Regions from separate parts of the Homo sapiens genome. Here region 2 is linked to region 1. A link is a contact called in ENCODE Hi-C or POLR2A ChIA-PET data. All regions are on one chromosome and are shown on one strand. Each heading gives the region's core, a stretch centred on a gene start or an enhancer-like site at or near the end of the contact. The rest is flanking DNA. Distances are from core to core; before and after follow the strand shown. Region 1 overlaps FLI1 (Fli-1 proto-oncogene, ETS transcription factor). Region 2 holds the start of ST14 (ST14 transmembrane serine protease matriptase).

The links. Hi-C counts contacts between places; a loop is a spot of excess contacts on that map. ChIA-PET counts read pairs that join two places held with the same protein, here RNA polymerase II (POLR2A). Pooled maps may share reads with other maps.
Region 2: a map of OCI-LY7 shows a loop between it and region 1 (6-fold over the local background). The contact joins the promoter of ST14 here to the enhancer-like site in region 1. A Hi-C loop is called at or near these places in 1 of 168 maps with a recorded cell type or tissue (OCI-LY7), 1 of 37 single-sample maps with no recorded cell type and 1 of 50 pooled maps. POLR2A ChIA-PET finds 5 or more read pairs at or near these places in 1 of 52 experiments (OCI-LY7).

What each region holds. Positions count from the first base shown.
Region 1 is chr11:128,725,065-128,730,449 of GRCh38, forward strand. All of the region lies in intron 1 of FLI1 (Fli-1 proto-oncogene, ETS transcription factor), which reads left to right. Among named protein-coding and RNA genes, the nearest start is that of SENCR, 32 kb to the left of the region's middle. RefSeq lists enhancers at 666-745, 786-955, 1,202-1,701, 1,726-1,825, 1,846-1,905. Within about 2 kb of position 1,832, at least 17 of the 41 ENCODE cell types and tissues checked have a DNase peak (open chromatin) inside an H3K27ac peak, as active enhancers do; they include OCI-LY7, where a contact is called at or near this core.
Region 2 is chr11:130,155,683-130,161,326 of GRCh38, forward strand. ST14 (ST14 transmembrane serine protease matriptase) reads left to right here and starts at 4,100. Exons shown (of 19, transcript NM_021978.4): 1 at 4,100-4,378. The coding sequence starts at 4,298. RefSeq lists silencers at 3,979-4,098, 4,179-4,248 and an enhancer at 5,336-5,644.

The DNA of each region.
Region 1 (5,385 bases), core at 582-3,081:
TCGATAAAAACTATAATTGACCACCACAAGTACCAGTGGATGTGTGAGGGTGAGGGGAGAGCTGAAGATGAGTAGTTTGTTCTGATTTCAGTTTATTTTGGGCTCTTCTAGCCTCAAGTCTGTGTTCAGCTAAAGATATATGGCTGCATAGGCAAAGGGACCTGTTAGGTGAGCCTGAAGGTGATTCTTGCATAATTCTCAGAAACTCAATCAAGGTCTTCCTGTATCTCCCGCTTCCTCCCCTTTCTCCTGCCTCCAACCTGCACATGTCAGTGCATCCACATGCACACACATTCAAGCAGGACATAAGGCGGCCGGCCGGTCCACTTCAGATCATAACCAAAAGTCTTGGCCCCTCACCACTCACCTGTCAGCCTCAGGCAGCCAGGGACCCAGCATGGGAGGCACACCTCATGAGAACTACCCCAATGCTCAAGTGCCCGCAAATGCCCACAAACCCTTAAATGTGTCTAGGAACCTTTCACCAACTGAAGCCTGACTGCAAGATGAAGGAAGGACCTTTGGAATGTAATAAATGATTTCTAAAAAGACATCTCATCATCCTTTCTTTCATTCTCTCTCCCTCTCTCTCTCTCTCTGTGTGTGTGTGTTTGTGTGTGTGTGTGTGTGTCTGAGTTGCCTCAGGGCTGGTGGTTTCAAAACTAGCAGCTGCAAACTTATGAAGGGAAAAAAAAACCCAAACCACAAAACCCCGTCTTGTGAAAACTGTGTGCCAGTCTAAAAGTGGCAGTCCGTGCAGGAGAAAAAGCCTGTCAACGTTCAGGGCAGAAGCAGGCAGTGTGAGATCACAGCTGGCTCTTGACAGTGAGGAGGAATTCAAATGTGTCCTGGGCATGGGGACAGTAGGGGACAAGGACAAGGCAGAAGAGAAGCCGGAGGGGACTGAGGAGTCCAGATCCTGGCTGGCCAGGGGAGGCCTCTCTGGAATGGCTCCGTGCTTCAGCTGAGCCCTCTGAAAAATTCAGCTTCCCAGATGCAAATCAGACCAGCTGCTACTATCACATTACTGAGTCTTCTTCCAGAACCCCCGAGGTCCGGTCTCCCCTCTCCATCCACTCAGAAGCTTCTGAAGCATGACTGGCAGACATAAATCTCCCCCAACCGCTGGCTCAGCCCCCCTGCCCTCCCCTGAAGCTGACACCCACCCATGCTCCCCTGTGTAGGCTCACCTTTCAGAACACTCCCGATTACACATTAAGACGCTGCCCCAACCCAGCCCCAGACTCCTACTCTATGGCTAGTTTCAACCTACAACTCAATCCAGGGGTGCAGGGGGCTGGGGGTGCAACCGGGAAGCCCAAGGGAAGATCCACTTGGAGAGAATGAGGGTCCTGCCTGGCCCCAAGGCTGGACAGAGGAAATCCTCAGGTGTCATCAAAGATGAAGACTGGAGAAGGAGAGTTCCTGGAGGGACACTAACCAGCCTGGCTATTTCTCCTGCCACCCTCCCACCCCCCTACCCCCACCCCCGCCTAAGCTCCATACCAATGGCCTCTGGCCAGAACAAAGTGGATACTTGAGTCACTTGGCTAGATAGTTGGGCGGTGCCCTCTTTTGTATAGGAAAGGCAGGCCATCCATAGGCCCACAGACAGAGACAGAGGAGGCCAAGCCCCAGAGACCACAGTGGAACAAGTGTCTTGGGGTGCTTTGCCCATAGGTGCAGCTTAATGAAGGACAGCCAGAGGACACGGTTGTAAAAACAGGGCAGCAGAAATCTATGTGAATATTATAAGTATTTGAGGAGAAGCAAAGTTAGTGAAGTGATCAAAACGGAATGGGGTTAATGACAGAACGCTTCAAGGAGGAAGTTAAGTTCTGAAGGAGGGGAGGGACAACGGCTGGGGCAGAGGGGGGAAGAGGAAGTGTGTTCTGCAGGGGAGGGTGCTGTGTCTTTGGGAAGGGCAATACTGATTGCATGGTGGCCCTGGGAGCTGTGCCACTCTTGAAGGTCCTGCCTGGCGTTAATATTTGGATATATTTTCAAAGAGGGAGAATCCTCTTCTGTATTAGTAATAGGCATGTCCGTAGTTGAAAGAATGTAGATTTTGGAAGGAGCACACTTCAGAATCAGATCTGAGTTGAGATCTTAGCTCTGCCACTTATAAGCTGGGTAACCTCCCAAGCCTCACCTTCCTGAACTATAAAATGAGGAAATTATTTCATAAGGCTATGGTGAGAATGAAACGAGATAACTTACGCAAAGTCCTTAGTTCCATACCTGGCAAACAGTAGCTCCTAAATCAATAATGGCTAGTATTATGTATATACTTTATAGCTTATGGATTAGAAAACCAGCGATAGCAAGCCACTTTAAGTCCTCAAGAGGAAGAGTGTAAGGAGTTGGGTGGTCTAGATGCTGATCTCAGCAAGTCAGGCCCTGTTTCAACCTTTCCGTGAGATGCAGGCAGCCAGGACCTGGACAGAGCCCAAGGGCCAGGTCTAGAGTAGTGGTTGCGGAAAGGGCTGATGTATCAGCTTCAAAGGCTGACTTGCTGCAGCCCAAGACCTTGGTACATAGATTTAAGTCCCATCTGATTGAGAAGGAGGTGCATTCAGCCACATGTGTTCATAAACACTTAACAACTGGCTCTCCAGGTTTGTGTAATTTGCACTTATTTCATGATGCCCAGCTTCAAGCTCCCACTGGGCATGCAGTTGAGAAGAGATGCGTGCAACTGGCTCTCAGGAACCTCATGAGCCAGTTCCAGCACACCACTGCATCCAGCCACCCTGTCCCACAACCACAGCCCATCTCAGAGCAAAAGAGGCACCTGTCCTCTATGTCTGACCTAGCTTTGTCTAAGTGGAGAGGTAAGGAGTTAAAGCGGGGAGAAGAGCAGGCATTCCTGCTCTCTTCTCTGTCCCACACCGGCCAGAAGTAAAGCTTCCCTCCCTGACCCACTTCCCCTCAGGCCAGTTCCATACTGACTAGCAAGTTCATTTTCCTCACAAGCTGAAACAAAACAAAACACAAAACGTGGCCCTCTCCCTTGGGCCTTCAGCAGAGTAGCTCCGCTTTAAGAGGAATCACAGGGTGCAGCCCCAAATGCCATGGAGTCTGATAGTGCAGCAGGCCGGGGGCTAACGCTGTCTCCACCCAGCTCACCACGCAGGTGGAGCGGCCAGGACATGGGCATGCCTTGGCCTAGGCAGTGCACTTCCGGATTCCCTTTGGGAGGCAGCAGGGAGGGTCTGGCCTCATCCTTAATGAACTATCTGGCAGAGGCTGTCACAGAACCATGGGACGCCAGAGCCAAAAAGAGCTTAGTAATCACCTGTGTGTCCCTTTGCTGCGCAATGAGGGTGCTGCGGCAGAGGCCGCACCTCTTAGCTGTGTCACCTCTGGAGCTGGACCGCCCTCTCTGGCCTGCTGCTGGTGGTGCTCCTGCGTGTTGACGCTTGGACACTTTTTGAACAACATTTCTTCCATAACTGCAGTGGCCCCTGTGAGTAAAATCTCCCTGAGGCAGGTTCTATGCCTTCTCTTGTCCATTCCCCTTGGGCACCCAGTATGCCCTGAGTGTCCTTGTGACCAGAGCCACTCCTGTTTTGCAGTAAGGGAAGCCAAACAAGGAGCAGAGTCAAGGCAAACGTTCCAGTGCGTTCTGTATTGGGATTCTTCCCTTCAGGCACAGAAATTCTCATTTGCACTCCCCATTTGCCCTGGTGGGCATCCCAGCTGTACCTGAGTATCAGGTAAACCTGCCTTGGCTACATCAAGTCCAGGGATATGATGAACCATCTAGAACTAACCACATTCAATTAGTCCCCTAGCCAAGGGTGGGGTGAAGGAAATGAGAGGAACCTACAACTTTTTGCAACCTCTACTCCAACCGCCAGAGACACACCCTTCTGCCTGATGTTCTTTGACTCAAGGAGTTGAGAACCACTTTGGGTCTACACAGATATGACACAGCTACCCGTGTCTGCCTCGGTTTAGAAAGAGCTGGCTGAGCTCCTGCGTGAATCCTAAAGACAGGACGGTCATTTGAGTTTCAGCTGCAGGGATTCTTCTGCTAGGCACCTCTGCTTTGTAATCGGATGTGTACGAGGGCAACACAAAGGACTCCCAGCCCGGCTCTGCCAAGAGACTTTGTTGTGCTCCATGGTTCAAAGAAAAAAGGTAGGGGGAGAGATTAATGGAGCGAGAGGAGGCAAGCTTATTATATTTATCAACCATGTTCGCATTTCAAGTGCCCTGATTTATCTCACAGGTGGGAGGGAAGAACTGCTGGCAACCCTTCTCTCAGGGCTGTGAGTTTTGGAACAGGATTTCCTCTGCAAGTTGTCAAAGATCAGATAAAAGTCTTAATCTCAGGCACACACAGCCACAGGCTTTGGCCTCTGCCACTGTGTGTTCAGCTTTCAGTGATGAGACTGAACAATGGTTGGCGATGCTTTGCATTTAAAGAGGTGGGAAAAGAAAAGGATCAGAGTGGAGGTATGTGAGGCATATGGCACTGCCCGGGGGAAACACGAGTGCACCAAGCAGGCTCCAGAATGAACTCAGGACTCAGGACAACTGAGGTCCCCTTTTGCTCCCTTTGGTGTCCTTTTACCAGTCGTCATGTACACTAAATCAATGCACATACCTGTCACCCCTTTTTAAAAGGATGGCAACCAGATCATTCACCTCTCCTTCCCCATTCCAAGAGCCCGGTTCTTGAGAACCAGGCTGGAAGAGCATGTCCCAGGTACTGGCTGGTGGGACTGTGGAGATGGGAAGCATTTTGACCTTGTTCTCCAGAATGATTTTTGCTAAAGAGATGCTTATTTTTTCAAAATGCAATTCTATAACTTTAATGCCTTTTCAGAACAGAAGAACTGCACCTTTTAGGCACCATGTTGATTAAGTGGCCCTGTGTTAGGGAGTGCTCTGAGGAAACTATGTTGATCTGGCATTTGACCTTGAAACATTTCTAATATCAGAACACAAAGTTCATTCATGTTGCCAGAGCTAGCCAACTGAGTTAGCAAGGGAAGTTTCAGGAAACAGAAAAGTCGAAAATCTTGAAATCTGGATTCTTTCTGTTCTCAAGTCCCACTCTGATTTGTATATTATCACCACCTTGACTATGCCTACCTTGTATTGTGCATTTGTTAAGTGTGTACTGTGTTAAAAACTTTACTTATATCCTCTCATTCCATCCTCACAACCCTATTTTACAGATGAAAACTGGAATCTCAAAGAGGTTTCCTAATTGGCTGAGGTCACCCAGACTGCGGGTGTAGGCCACACGTTTACGCTCACCTTTGTGGGTCAGCCTCTCAGTAGCTGCGCTGCTCATCCTATTCATTTCTGTGCTTACTCAATAGGGAGAAGAGCTGGGTAAGGAGCAAATCGGTGCTACTAAAGTCAGGC
Region 2 (5,644 bases), core at 2,850-5,349, 1.4 Mb after region 1:
AATTATCTGGGAGTGGTGGCACGCACCTGTGATCCCAGCTACTTGGAAGGCTGAGGCAGGAGAATCACTTGAACCTGGGTGGAGGTTGCAGTGAGCCGAGATCCGAGATTGTGCCATTACACTCTAGCCTGGGTGACAAGAGCAAAACTCTGTCTCAAAAAAAAAAAAAAAAAGAAAGAAAAGAAAATAAAATAAAAAAAAGAAATTATGGTATGCTTTTGTTTCTAAACTCGGTGAAGAGACCCAGTAGCAGACAGCTTACTTGACGGACACTGATCAGCTCCACAGACTGTCCTCGCTCACTGTCTCCAAACAGCATTTTCAGTGCTCTTATGTGTATCAGGAAGATCAAAATACACTATACCATAAGTCCTAAGTGACGGAAGAGATTAGTTATTAAATTCTGGGGAAAGTTAATCATATTCACTTTGAAACTTTAGCTGAATTTGGATCTCACTAAGGGGAAGGGGCCAAGTCATCGGGGATGGGGTGGGAAGGACCGTGCAGGAAAAAGCAGCATTACCTCAAGGATACTAAACACCTGGCGTTTAGAAAGTGCATTTTCCCCATGAAGCATGTTTGACAGGGAAGCATGAGGGCTGTGCCAAGACAAAAGCAGAAGTGGTTCTAGGTGTCGAATTCATATAAACCTTGTTGTTTCAGAAGGTTTAGGTACATTTATGGATGCCAGCTCCATAACCGGTTCATTTGACTTTATTCTGTTCATTCTCAACCTCTACCACACCTCTTTGCTGTTTGCACTTTTCTTCTTTATTGAAGGAGCATGAGTCGCCTGCAGGCCTGGCACAAGCTGCTCTGGTCTCCCCGCCTTGGATGGTACCAGAGCACTGGCTGTTTCACACTTGGGCTGGGCCTACCTCACATGGCCCTACTGTCTCCCACATTGTCACCAGCTTCAGCCAGTGTCCTTTAGCCTGTGGGCAGGTCCACATTTGCACACCTTCTAAGTGGTCCCGGCCACAAGGACATAGGGGCTTGTTGGACATGCCCTTGAGGGGGTCCCAGGGACACAGATGTAACTTTCCCAGCAGGCAGTCCTGGAACCAGGAAGAGGATGGCTCCCTGGAGAGGAGCGATGACAGCTTTGCAGTGCTGGGGCCGGGGAAGGGCCAGTGAGGGGGTGGTGGAGAAGGCACAGTGGGTGGTGAAGGTTGGGTCATTTGGTCATGAGTCACTCTTTCTATAGCAGAGAAATGACACGGACCTCAAGCCAAAATCTGGGCTTGAGTTGGATTTGTTCCTTGTGAGTGTGAGAATCTGGTCCTGTTCTGGAGGCTGTCTGCTCTTGGGTTCCTTCACTTACCATTTAGGAACAAAAGCACTGACATTTCATAATTTTTTGAGGATTAAACCAAATGGGATTCATGGAATAACATATGGTTACACTGCCTCCTCCAACCCAGGAGTGCACATAGGGTGCATGCAGCAAGGTATCCCCATGCAGCCATCCTAGGGGAAGGGTCTTGTCCTGCATCGCTTTCTCTTCATCTGCACTAGCAGTCAATGCATTGCATTCATACGGCATCCAAATCACGCTGAGCGCCCAGCTCTACGAGATAAAAGATGAGGCCCTAGGAAGTGGGGAGACAACGTGAGTCACTGCGTTTGCAGCAGCACAGAAGGTCTGTGTGTCAGGAGTACCATCTCATTTACGTCACATTGAATTTGGCTTACTTTCCATCACTCACACTAGTTGAAGAATGCTGTGCCATTGGTAATCCAAAGGAAAATTTATTTTTATATATTTTCTTTTTCTTTTTTTTCTTTTCTTTTTTTTTTTTTTTTTTTGAGAGATGGAGTCTCGCTCCAGGCTGGAGTGTAGTGGCATGATCCCGGCTCACTGCAACCTCCACTTCCCAGGTTCAAGCAATTCTCCTGCCTCAGCTTCCCAAGTAGCTGGGACCACAGGCATGCACCACCATGTCCAGCTAATTTTTGTATTTTTAGTAGAGATGGTGTTTCACTATATGTTGGCTAGGCTGATTTCAAACTCCTGACCTCAGGTGATCCACCCACCTCAGCCTCCCAAAGTGCTGGAAGCCAACGTGCCAGCCTTTTAGAAATATTTTCTGTTTAGCTTTGGAATGCTTTATGTGATGGAAGGCAGCAGATTCATTCTTCTTTCAATTAAATTGACCCAATATATTGTGTTAGTCATTGTGCTAGGCTTTGAGGGTGCAAAGGCAGTTAAGACACAGACAGAAAATGCAACGAAATGGTGGTGAGCTCCATGAGAGAGGTACAAACAGAGCTAGTTCTGGTTGAGAGGGAAGGAAACTCCTGGGGAGGAGGTAGCATATCAGTCAGGAAGCGTGAGGTTTGCAGCAATAACAAACAACCCTCAGCTCTCGGTGGCTTAACATCCCAAAAGCTGACTGACTCCTCATTCATGCTACATATCCAGTGTGTGTCATTGTAGCCACTTAGGGTCACAGGTCACAGAGTTAAACCTCTCAGAAGAGAGCAGGGCATTGTGCAGTGCCTCCTTATGCTGCTATGTACAAGTGGTGTGTCCTCTCATTGGACATTTTCTTGGTTACCGCTAGCCATACTGCCATACCTAACTTCAGAGAAGAGAGAGTAACACCCTGGCCTGTGCCCAGAAGGCAGAGAGCTAAAAACATTCAATGAACAACACTAAAAAACCCCATCGGTGTCTTCGACCCAATATGCGGAAGGAGTATGAAGGAGAAGAGCTTCCAGGGGATGAAAAGCTTTATGAAAGCTGCCAAGATCAGAACGCCTGGCTGGAGAGAGGGGCTCCAAACAGGAATGCTTGGAGGCACGGTGTTAAGGGAGGACAGGGCAGAGTGTGAAGCTGGGCTAAGGAGGTTGGATTTGATCCGGGAGACACGGAAAGTCATAAAGGAGCTGTGGTTTCAGATTTACCTGACTGCTTTGTGTAGGAGAGATCAGAGGGTGGCAGCCCAGAGGCAGGAGATCTTTCTTAACCAGGCAAAGGGCTCTGAGGACTCGAATAGCGGTCTTCTAATGCGCAGGAATGGAAGGGCTATGCTTGTCAGCAGAGTCTTGATCAGATTTGGAACTAATTGGATATGAGATGTAAGCAGGGTGGAGAATCAAAGATGATTCCAGGATTTGAGCCTGGGAGAATGCTGCCATTAGAATTAGAGAAAACAGTGGAAAATGGGCAAGTCAGGGAAGGAAGATGGGGCTTGTTGATCTCAAAGCAGGGATTTTTATTTTGTTCACTCCTGTTTCCCTGTACCCAGGACAGTGCTTAGCGCCTAGTGTGTGCTTGGTAATGTTCATTGGCTACAGAATACAGTAGAACATAAATGGAGACGTCCCCAGGCGACCGCTAAGGCAGAACTGGCACTCCTTGGTGGTGTCTGTGCTGGGAGGGAGGTCTTCCTGTCTGAAGTCGTAAGATGAGACGTGCTGCCAAGAGAAAAAGCTTAGAGAAGAAAGGGATGAAACTGAAGGGAGAACTTTGGGAATCATGACATTTAGGACTAGAAAGGAGGACCGGAATCCAGGGAAAGGGGGCATTTGAGGAAGCATCAGATGCTGCAAGTGGGCGAGGGGCGTTGGGATGGCTCAGAGGGCATCTGGTGGCACAGCTCATGTCACTGGGCCTCCCCAGGGTAGCCGGGCGCAGGCCAGCAAGCGCCTCCCGCCTGGAGAACAGGAGGCTGCGTAGCCGACGGGGAGCCTGGGCCAGGGGCGGTTCTGGTTTCTGTTTGGTTTTGGGGGGTTCATAAATGCGATTTAGTCCTGTAGCAAAGTGAGCAAGGTGAAGGGGAGAGACCGGAGGCGCATGAGGGAGGAGGGAAAAGATGGTTGGCATCAAGGAGGTGGATAAAGGGCTGCCCTCCCGGGGCAGGGCCCCTGGAGGGCCGGAGGGGTGGTGAACGCCGTCGTGGTGATGGTGAGGGCCTTAGCGACCACCACCCGAGTGAGGCCCCCTCACCTTCAGGCCCAGAGCCGAGGGGAGGAGCCTCCCCCAGGGCCGGCGGGGGCGGGCAGGTGAGCCGGGCAGGTGCGCAGGCGAGCGCGGCGGGCTGGGCGGGCCGAGGCCACACCCTGAAACTACCTGCGTGGGCCGGGCCGGAGTGTGAGAGCGGAGCTGCAGCCGGAGAAAGAGGAAGAGGGAGAGAGAGCGCGCCAGGGCGAGGGCACCGCCGCCGGTCGGGCGCGCTGGGCCTGCCCGGAATCCCGCCGCCTGCGCCCCGCGCCCCGCGCCCTGCGGGCCATGGGAGCCGGCCGCCGGCAGGGACGACGCCTGTGAGACCCGCGAGCGGCCTCGGGGACCATGGGGAGCGATCGGGCCCGCAAGGGCGGAGGGGGCCCGAAGGACTTCGGCGCGGGACTCAAGTACAACTCCCGGCACGAGGTGAGCGCGGGCCGGGGACCCGGGGCGCTGGGAAGCTCCTGCCCGCCCGACCCTGCAGCGCGGCGCTGGGCTCGGCCGGCTCCCCTGGCGTGTCCGTCGGTGGCCGAGCTCTGGGCGCACAGGTGGAATTTCCTGTTCAGCGGGTGCCGGGCCGCGGGCGGGCGGGGCTGGCCGGACCTTTGGTACCGGACCGGCTGCGCCCCGCCAGGGGGAGGCGGGAAGCCCCTGGGCCTTCCTGCGCCCTCGGTCCTTTCTTTCCCTGAGTTGAAAAAAGGGGCTCCGTCTCGGCCCCTCCATGACTCTCGCGCTGTTAGTGAACATCTGGAAGAAACCAGGGGCTTGGAGTGGGGTTATTTGGGAGGAAGTGAAATTTCAGGAGGGTTTGGAGTCTCAGCCATCCTTGGCCTCTGCAGAAAGTTTCTTTCGTCTCTCTCCTTCCCCGTCAAAAGGCGCTTTGGGACCTCGCAGAGGACAACTGGGAGGCCAGGGCTTTGGCTGCCATACGGGCTGGAGCTAAGAACTCCAGAGTTGGGCTTGCCTGGGCTTCTCGAGAGGGGATGGAGCCCTTTGGGAAGGCGGCTGTATGGGAAGGGATGTGGGAACACACATGTCTTGAGCCTTTTGCGAAGTACCGAAACAGGAAGCTCTTCTTTGGCAGAAAGAACAATGAAAGACCTATTGAAAGATCTCAAAAAGATTACATGTTCCTGTATGGAGTTGGGGATGGGTCGCTAGTCACTTCATTGACGGACCCACCTAGGTGGTAGTGCCCGGGCGGGACCAGCAGCCAGGTCTCTACCCTCTCTGTCCAAGGCAGACCCCCAGGTTTCCTGGAAGGCCAGGGCATACCAGGTCAGGGCGGCGCTGAGAGGCAGGGGCTGTGTGGCAGAGAGTTTTGCTCCTCTGCAAATGATGGCCTCCCTGCCCTGCCAACCCTCACTTTCTCCCCTCCTTCCGGGTGCCCCTGGGCTCCATAGTCTCCGCCGTTGCTCCCTAAGTCAGGCCTGATTTTGGTGCTGTCTCAGATCAATTCCTTTTGTCCAAGCAGCATCCCGACCTAGGGAGCTTGCAGAAAATCAGACGCTGGGGCTTTGGAGGCTGCCTGCACCACAGACAGGACCTGGGGCTGGGCTCTGCTATTTTCTCCACTTTTCACCCTCAGCAAGGAGGAAAGCTTCCAGTGGACCTGAAGGCTTGGGCCCTTCCCCTGGCTGTGCCTGTGCCCTGCTGTGAGGCAGATTCACCTTCTCTTCCTTGCTGTAATTG